Linked DNA regions of Mus musculus: region 2 is linked to region 1. A link is a contact called in ENCODE Hi-C or POLR2A ChIA-PET data. All regions are on one chromosome and are shown on one strand. The core of a region is the stretch at or near the end of the contact, and the rest is flanking DNA. Distances in the headings are between cores, read along the strand shown.

Region 1 (4,902 bases), core at 1,598-4,097:
ACAGCCCCTGTCCACTGAGTCTAAAAAGAAAGACAGCCAGTAAGCAACATGGAGGATAGAAGGCAGATGCGAAGCTGAGTGGAATGCCCTGAGAAGAACCGAGGGTCCATCATCTATGGCAGCTCGTTGGTTGGGAAGGACTTCTTCTAATGGAACACATATGTTGGGTGAAAACCACCCAGAAGCAGCAGTTGGAAACTCTCTCTCTCTCTCTCTCTCTCTCTCTCTCTCTCTCTCTCTCTCTGATGTGATGTGATGTGCATCTGAGTGCAGGTGCCTTTGGAGACTAGAAAAGAGCCTTTGATCCCCTGAGCCTGGAGTTACAGGCCATTGCAAGCAAATTAATATAAATTCTGGGAATTGAACTCTGGTCCTCTGGAAGAGCTGTGTATGCTCTTAACCATTGAGCCATCTCTCTATTCCAAAGACAGATAACCTGTAACGCCTAGAGGAACCCTACAAGCTTGCAGGGGGTGGGTTGGGGGTTAGTAGAGGCTCTTCAATGGCAGGTGACTGGTCCTCTGCCCTGTACTTCTAGAATTCCTCCTGGGAGAGTGATCCAGTATCTCGTGTGCTTATTCGTCTTATGAAATGAAGCTCTGGCCTTATTGAGCAAGGCCACTTTAGACAGTAGAAACTGTAATTCAAAAACCAGTTACTAAGCTCAGGCAGGGGTAGGATTTGAACTTCTCTTTCCCTTTGGCATCCATCCCAGCCAATAGAATCAGCAGTGTGCTTGGACCAGACCCAGATAGCAGGAGGCTTGAAGATTTAAGGGGCCTGTGTTTTCTCTCTTCTTCACCCATTTCCTGACCTCTACCCTGGGAGGGTATAATCAAAACATTAAGAGGAAAGAAAGTCACTATTTTATCATAAGTGACTTCCACTACTTATGAAGCACCGTCCCCTGCCTTCCCCCCACCCTCCCCCTCCTCCCCCTTAAACGATGAGTACTCTCTGGGATTTGCCTTAAATTGCAACAAATGAATCTCTAAATTTTCACAAAGAGCTAATTTCCTAAAATTTAATTAATGCAATATTGGGAAACTTTAAATCCTTTCCTGAAGGAAATGGGCTTCACCCCCAAAATGGGCTTTATTCTCCCCACACTTTGAACCTAGCATCTTCTCCCTCTCCCCACTTCCTGCCTTTAAAAAATTCAATTACTGAATTAGAAACGTGAAAATGTTTGGATGAGCCCTGCAGAAACTGTAGGAGCTAAGGCGTCCCTCAAGTACAGCAAGAAAGCAGTGGAAAGCTTGTCTTTAACGTAGGAAATCCAGAGCAATGAGACCCCAACCCAAGACAAGACTAGACTCGGTCATAATAGCAAGGGTGGAGACTCACAGCTTATGCGTGGTTCAAACCAACAGATGCCTGAACTTGAAAAACGGTCATTTTGGGGGTTACTTTCTAGATAGGCCAGGAAAGGGATCTTCCCCGCCCCAAGACTGGATGGGTGACAGCTGTGTCCCCTCCCCCACCTCAGAGCATAAATGTGGATCGATGATGTCATAACTGTTTACTGCGGGGTAAACAATGAAATGAACTTTGTTAGGACCGAATCCTCCCTTTGAGCTCAGATGATGTGTGATCAGAGGTTAAATTTGCATTAGACGCGGGCACCTCAACAGGTCGCATTTTGGAAAGCCCTCTCCGCATCCTTTTTGTGTGTGTGTGTCTCTCATTTCGCTTCAGGAATATATTGGGGATCCTGGAGAATAATGGGTAGGTGTCTCAGGCTGTTTATGTTTATTGTTTAGGTGAAATCAGTGCACTCACAGAGCCCGCAGAATAAAAGCATTCAGGAGCAGTGAGGCTCCGGTCCGGTCCGGTCCGGCTCACCCTGCAATACATCATCTCTAAGGAAAGCAGAGAGGGGGCAAACGAACGCGCACAAGCAGCAAACGCCCTGGTTCCTACGCTGCCGCCACTACTGTTAGCTGTGGCGGCTGCTTCTCCACGGACAACAGCAATCGAGTATGTGTGCGAGCCCCGACACATAGCCTGCTAGGTACCCACCCACCCATCTTCCATAGTCCCTACTGTGTGCCAGGTTCTGGGTTGGGTATCCAACTCTGCTACAGTCCAAAGCTTCTCTTTCTCTTTCCCCTGCCTATGGTGGGTGCTGTTGGTGAGGACATTCACTCTCGAAAGGGCCAGAAAGCTCAAGCTCAGAACCTGCGCGATCCGCACCCCGGGAGGCAGCAGGTCTTGGGCAGCCCAGGAGCGCGCGTCTACGCGGCCGCGCGGGGTCCCCCTGTCTGGCGCTCAGGTGGCTTCGCCGCCCACTCCGCCGCTCCCTTCCCCTCCCCTCTCCAGCGAGGGTCGAGTTCGGCTGTTGCGCGCGGGGAAGGAAGGAGGGGCTACGAGGGATTTGAAAGTGCTCAAGCTGCGGAGTGGAGCTCGCTTCTGTCCCCGCCGCCCGCGAGCGGATTAAATTTCTGCAAATTCAAACTGAATGGGGCTTTCTTCTGCTGCCTTCCAGAGGGCGCCTGCAGCCCGCCGCGCGCTCCTCTCCGGCGGGAGCGGCCCCGGGGAGCACCGCTGAGGACCCGGCGGGCCAGAGGGCGGCGGCGCCCGGGCTTGGGGGACTCCGCCACCGGACTGTGCCCCTCTCGGACCAGCAGCCGCTGTTCCCTCTCACAGCCGATCGGGGCACCAGACGGGACCGCGGGCGCGATCTGGGCGATCGATCCTCGGAGGACGAACTTCTCGGGGGCGGGTCCCCGGTCGCCCGGTCGCCAGCTATTGTCTGCGCGCGGCGCTAGCACAGAGGCGCGGGGGGCGTGAGCACAGAGACCCGGGCCGGGCGGGGCCGGGTCCAGGGCGGCGGCAGGAGGAGCCAGGGCAGCCCCGGGAGCCGGAGGAGGAGCGGCTGCGAGCGCGGGAGCCGAGCGAGCGCGATGCCGGCAGCGGCGGGGGACGGGCTCTTGGGCGAGCCGGCGGCACCGGGGGGCGATGGAGGCGCGGAGGACACGACCAGGCCGGCGGCGGCCTGCGAGGGAAGTTTCCTGCCCGCCTGGGTGAGCGGCGTGTCCCGCGAGCGGCTCCGGGACTTCCAGCACCACAAGCGCGTGGGCAACTACCTCATCGGCAGCAGGAAGCTGGGAGAGGGCTCCTTCGCCAAGGTGCGCGAGGGGCTGCACGTGCTGACGGGAGAAAAGGTGAGCTGGGGTGCGCGGGCCTGGCGGGAGGACCCGGGAGCACTGTCCCGCGAGCACTCAGCCTGGCTCTCCAACCCAGTGTGGCTAGACGCACGCTCAGGCTCTCCTAGTGGGCCACCGGGCACCTACTGATGGATGATGGTGGTGATGGGCTCACGTTCGTGGGGTGGGGTACCCGGGCAGATAGATGTACCCGCGAAGCTACCCCGCACCGTCTTTCTGTTTTGTTTTGGAAGGGTGCCGCCTGGCGGACGCCAGGGAAGGGAGGGGAGAGGTGGCGGTGGAGGGTCCTGCGGTAGGGGCATGGATCAGTGCAGAGGCGGGAACTAGATCCAGGCTGGGGTTCAGCTTTGCCTGTGGAATGTGCGGCGGCGGGAGAGCAAGGCAGCCAGTCTGAGGTTGCTTAGAGTTTCATCCCTCCTGGGCTCAGGCGAGGACGTGGAGGGGAGTTGGGGCCCTGTAAGCTCCCCTCTCCCCCCGTGTGGGCTGGGGCAACTGTTGGAGTAACGATCCTGCTTTTGGCAGGTGCAGAACTACACAGGCCCTGGACTCTAGAAGTTTGCAGATACCTTTTCATCTTTCTAGAAGACAGTAAAGGAAAGGGGCCCCTCCCCCACACCCGGAGGGACTCTACTTCGACCTAATTAGAAGTGAGAGAGTGAACTCTTGCCAGGCCGGGTGCGGGCAGATCTCAGGTGTTAACTTAGATTTGTGAAAAGAAACCCAAGAAGCTGACTTACTTTTGAGGCTGGGTGGCCTCAGGCAGGGAATTGCTCTGGGCTGCCAAACTGGTATCTTTGTAGGGACCCAATACTCTAATCACCCAGGCTGGGGGTTGTCCGCGCGGGCGGAGGAGGGGAACTCAGCCGGTCCTAGCAGCAAATAGCCCAAGGGCCAAGCCCTCGGGCCTGCTGCTCTGGGTTTCCTTGCCCAGCCTAGGGGTTTGTGACAGTGATGAACTGTGAGAAGTCTGGTGACAGGCCAGGGCCACCACACTAGTCATTTTCTAGCCTCTGGATACCTTTGATTTCCTCTTGGTTTCTGTTGTCCTGGAAACCCCTACATTTGAGCACTGGGTTCCATCACCCTTTGACTTTATCTTCTTTTTCTGTAGCCATTCCAAGTGGGGTGCCCCTTTATACTGGGTAAGCAGGGTTAGACCGAGCAGTCATTTTCAAGTGTCTCTTGCCCGAATTTCCAAGCAAAAAAAAAAAAAAAAAAAAAAAAAACACCCACAAAAAACAAAAAAACAAAAACAAAAACAAAAAACAAACAAACAAAAAAAACCCAGCATTCAGTATGAACTCACATTAGCTCTTCAAAGGAGAAACTCTTTAGACCCGTCCTAGTTGTTCTCAGTGGAGTAAGGGAATATTTATTTACTTTTTGGTGCGCAGTGGGCTGTCTGCCGGACACACATCAGTGATGCAGACTGATTTCAGGGAGCTCATTTCTGTTCTGGCAGGGAGAGGCGAAGGACTTTGCTCTCAAAATCTAGAGGATTTAGTCTGGCTATGCACATCACCTCTCTAAAGAGATCAGAACTTCTTAGAGCTTTTTGCCATGTTGGGCTGGACCTCAGCTCCTCACTAGGGCAGTTTTGCCCCATGGGATAATACTTTTGTCCTTGGCTGCACTGCCTGGGGTATTCAGGGTTCAGCCCTGATTCAGTTCTGGACTCCTGTGTTAGCTCCTGCCTAGCAGGAATAAATACAGGGAGGTTTCTGCCCAACTG
Region 2 (4,475 bases), core at 1,165-3,664, 36 kb after region 1:
GTGCTGGCCACACCCGAGTTGGATCTCTGGCCTACATGAAAGTGGAAGAGGACTGGTTCCACAAAGTTGCCCTTTGCCCTTCACACGCAGGCTGTGACATCCTTCCCAATAATAATAATAATAATAATAATAATAATAATAATAATAATAATAATAATAATTATAGGGAATGAGCAAAATAAAGGAGTCCGTGTTTCACGATGACTATTATGCAAAAGCATTTGAAGAATGCAAACTTTATCTGAACAAAAGCGAGGGGGGCAAACAGCAATTGATAGACTGTAAGTTGTCAAAATAAGATGTGTTCCAAGAAAAATACAGCGGAGGGAGCAGGAAGCAGGGCTGGTACCCAATGATGGAGAATTTCAATGATCTTCTTAAGGGCTCGTATTTAGAGATGTCCTGTCATGGCACTTAGGGACAATGCTTCAGCCTCACCATGTGATGGATAGAAACAGAGAAGGCTCAGAGTGAGCGCTATGCTTGCAGCCTTGCAGGAGGCTAGCCCAGATGGAATGTTCTGGAGGCTAGCCCAGATGGAATGTCCTGAAAGAAGAAACTTGGTTGTGAGCAGGAGGAAGGAGGAAGGGATTCAGTCGCTGAAGCAGTAGATGATGACAACATAGAGTCTCAGAGAACCCAGGGGACTCTTCTAAGGGAGGTTTAGGCACAGTTACCATCGTAAGGATGGTGTGTAGGGAGTGTGGAGTGCAGAATGCCCACCTTGGGGTATCCTTGGGTTGCTGCTAATCTCAGTGAACGAGTTCGGTGGACTGGGAACTGTAGCTATACAGAGCCCACCCATTGCCCTTTGCCTTTGTTGGGTCTCTTTGCTTTCCACTCGTATAATCTAGGCTTCCCTTATGTAGCCATTGGTGTAGACTCTGGATCATATGGGGTCTGAGTCAGAAAAAAAAAGGGACAGAAATGAGGGCTGAGCAGCGAATGGGGATCGAGAACGCAATATTTTAGCTACGGCGTTTATGGATTTCCCTCAGAGGCCAAGTGTGGGGAATGCCCAGAGAGATTGCATGGCCTCCACAAAACGTGTATCAATAGTACTTCATCTTCCTGTCAGAGGCCCCAGTTTCCTGAGTCCTACTATGTGCACACTCAGGTTGACTTGGCAGTCTTTTATCATGGCTTACAAAGGCAACAATCTTCTTAAGGAAGAAGGCAGGCTCTGGGGAAGAATTACAAGCCCCACGCAGGCACCCATGTCTGCAGTCCAGCCTTGGCCCTGCTAGCTCTGTTTTTTTTTTCCCCCAGTCCAACAGGATCTAGTTTCTTCTTTCCCACCAGCAGGGTGTGTTTCCAGGGTGATTTGCCCAATAAATTAGAACCGCAGTGGAGTGTGTACAAAGTAACCCCGGGAAAGTAGCTTCCGAACTCTACGGGGTGGGCGTGGGAGGGCTTCCCAGCCCTGCAGTGGCTGATTATTCTTTTTCCCTCTTAAAATAGAGTCAAGGCTTTTGCTTCTGCCCAGTGCCAGGTATGGCAGCTGTCGGGGAGGTTGGTTCTAATGAGCTCTGTGGTTTCTTCTAGGGGAAGGACATTTTTTTTCCCCACTCATTTTTAATACTGGAAGGGAAGACACTTATCCCCCTCATTTACAAAGAGATGAATTTTAGCTTGCAGCCACAGTGGGGGGTTGGGGTGGGGGAAGGCCAGCAGGGAGACAGGGGGTCAGGAGCAGTTGTGTTCAGCTACATAAACAGCAGCAATTAGTGGGTCCCTGTAAAAGGCAGCCATGCGCGTTTGCTGTCTGGCATCTCTTTCTCTGGGAATCCGAGCAGCGCTGAAATTAATTACGAAGGTGGCAAAGGGATATTTTCTGCTTCCTGTTAAATAATTCTCATCCACACAGGGGCACGTTCCAGTCGGATGCGTGTACACACAGGTTCTGGGGAAAGAAGGCATGAAGCCAATTGATTTTCAAAACTTCCCACTGGGTCATGTTATTCAAGCCAGTTTTCAGTCACTTTCTATGGAATTCTGGCTGGGGCTGGAGAGGCAGAGCCCCAAGGCCATTGTCATTTTTCCTTTTCTGGCTTCTTTAGGGGTGTGGGAGAACTTCTCTTTTGCTGATTTCCTGCGGCAGGTCACCCAGATTCTACTGTGTGTAATGAAGTTTACAAGGGCACCGCTATCAACTCCTTAGTTTGCTTAGGGTTCATAAGAAGCCTGGGATGGGCCGGGTAAACAGCCCTGGCCTTTGCTTTCTCATGGTCCAGGCCTTTGCTTTAAGTCTAGACGCAGAGGCTTGGTTTCTCCCGAGGCCTGCCGTCATCCTGCAGATGGCTGTCTCCTTGCGTGTCCTTACATGGCCTCCCTTTGACTGTCCTGACAGGGATGGCAATGTGGTAAAGAGACATCAGTGCCCCTCCTCTCGGTGAGCAGGAGATTTCCACAATGGTTTCCTCCACGCTGGCGTCTCTCCAGGACTCTTAGGCTGAGGAAAAGAAAAATCTGCAAGACTGTGCCAGCCAGAGGGGAAGCTTGCCGCCCAGAAAGAGACTTCTCGCATCTGACTGTGTATCAGACCCCATGAAGGAGAGACCCCGAGCTGAGTCAGGGATGGCCCAGGGATGGGTGGGACACCTCTGGACCAGGACAGCTTTGCATGTCTCTTGAGTTGTATTTAAACCCAGCCCTCTTTCAGGACCTCCCGGACGGGCATGGAGTTCACTTGGAACTCTTTATTTCTTAACTCTTTATTTCTTCCCCTGTCTAATGTGGTCAAATCGAGTCAATCTCTTTCCTGTGTTCATTATGGTTCATTGGCCTATCGAGGATGCTGGGCTAGCTTGTTAGGGCTACCAGGACCCAGGCTGGGACCTTAACTGTAACATTACTTGTGCCCATGACCGGTGTCTCTCTCTTATGAACTCATTAGCGTTCTTGGATTGAAGATCTACTCTTTTAACCTTGAGTTCCCTTCTCCCGAATGTAGTCACACCGGAGACTCAGCCCATACATTACTCAATCTAAATAAGTTCGAGTTTTCAGAATTTTCTCCCTTTAACCAAGTGCACTTGGATTCATTCATTCATTCATTCATTCATTCACTTGAGTGCCTTCTGTGTGTGGCAGGATACTAAGAATGTGGCAGGAAAGGAAGGGACCTTCTCTCCTAGGCTTGCGTGGCTCTCTCAGAGCCTGTCTGCAGTGAGTGCCAATGGCTTGCAGAGGTGTTAAGTGCCTTGGAGGTGGGAAGATAGGACAGAGGTAGGGGTTCTGAGCCCACAGGCGGCCTTGCTAAGAGGGAACATTTGCTCCAAGTCTCCTGAGGTTTGGGAGTCAAGGCCCCTGGAGCAGTGTTCCTGTGTAGCCTGAGGAAAAGCAGGAGTCAGTCAGTATGGCAGCTGGGGGAGGCAGGACAGATAGGAGTGGTTGAGGTGGGGCTGTGCAGGCAACATTAGGGCATTGGCTCTTCTTGGAGAAGTGGGGAGTCTGCATTCAGGTGTATTCACATGGACCCGGTGCTCTTGAGAAGGTAGCAGGTGACTCAGATAAATCTGGGGCATAGAAAGACTACTTGGCTGAGATCCACCCACCTACCTATCCCTCCACCCATCCATCCATCTATTTACCCATCCACTGTCCATCCATCCATCTGCCCATCCATCCATCTACCCATCCACTATCCATGCATGCATGCGTGCATCCACCCATCTGCATACAAACACCTTTTGTCTACCCACAGCATCCCTTCATCCATGCTCACATTCCAGTCTTCCCTCATTCTTAGTTCTTGCTGACTTTATTAAGCACAAGGAAGCCAAACACAATTTCTGCCTCTGTGAGTGTGTGTGTGTGTGTGTGTGTGTGTGTGTATGTGGGGGTGTATTTCAGTCCCTCTTTTTCTCTCTCCCTGTCCCTCCCTCACCTCTCTCTGTGTGTGGCTTGGAAGTGTTGGGAGGAGAGTGTAACCTGAGTCTGAGAGTGGAGTGGGAGCTGGGAGTGAAGTGTGTGTGGGAGGAATTTCCAGGCCAGGGTGAGCGGGGACCAGAGCTGAAGGCAAGGATATGATCAGGGCAGTGTGACCCAGGGCAGTGTGGTGGGGAGGGGTGGAGGGAGGGGGACTTAGGAGGTGGAGCTGGCAGGCCTTGATGATTAATTAGGGATGGAGAGTTAGGGATGGGAGGGAGAGTGGAGAGAGAAGTAGAGGAGGCTGCCAGTTGGAACAGCCTGTGGATACGTGGAAGATACACAGAGGTGACAGACAGTGTTGAGTGGCCTTTGGATGATCCACACACAGATGGCTGCAAGCACATTACCGCTCATATGAAGCAGAGCAGTGCTGTCAGCCATAGCTTGTGGACATCATTAGACCTAGGGCAGTAGAGGAGGGGGACATGCACGTCTCTTAGGTGAGAAAAGTGACCTGAGACCTCAGGTCCAGAGACCCCGAGGCTCTGGTGGAAGGAGAAGCTGGGGGTGCTGTGCCTGGGGGAAGGGAATTGGGGTCCTGA

What was found. A loop is a pair of places that touch in the nucleus more often than their neighbours do. ChIA-PET counts read pairs that join two places held with the same protein, here RNA polymerase II (POLR2A).
Region 2: a loop to region 1 is called in a map of left cerebral cortex, with 4 times the contacts of the local background. The contact joins the enhancer-like site here to the promoter of Hunk in region 1. A Hi-C loop is called at or near these places in 3 of 37 maps with a recorded cell type or tissue (Patski, left cerebral cortex and mouse trophoblast stem cell). POLR2A ChIA-PET finds 5 or more read pairs at or near these places in 3 of 5 experiments (Patski and embryonic stem cell).

The regions. Positions count from the first base shown.
Region 1 is chr16:90,383,550-90,388,451 of GRCm38, forward strand. It overlaps Hunk (hormonally upregulated Neu-associated kinase), which reads left to right and starts at 2,848. Exons shown (of 11, transcript NM_015755.2): 1 at 2,848-3,167. The coding sequence starts at 2,907.
Region 2 is chr16:90,419,983-90,424,457 of GRCm38, forward strand. The region is part of intron 1 of Hunk (hormonally upregulated Neu-associated kinase); the gene reads left to right. Among named protein-coding and RNA genes, the nearest start is that of Hunk, 36 kb to the left of the region's middle. Within about 2 kb of position 2,415, at least 1 of the 3 ENCODE cell types and tissues checked has a DNase peak (open chromatin) inside an H3K27ac peak, as active enhancers do.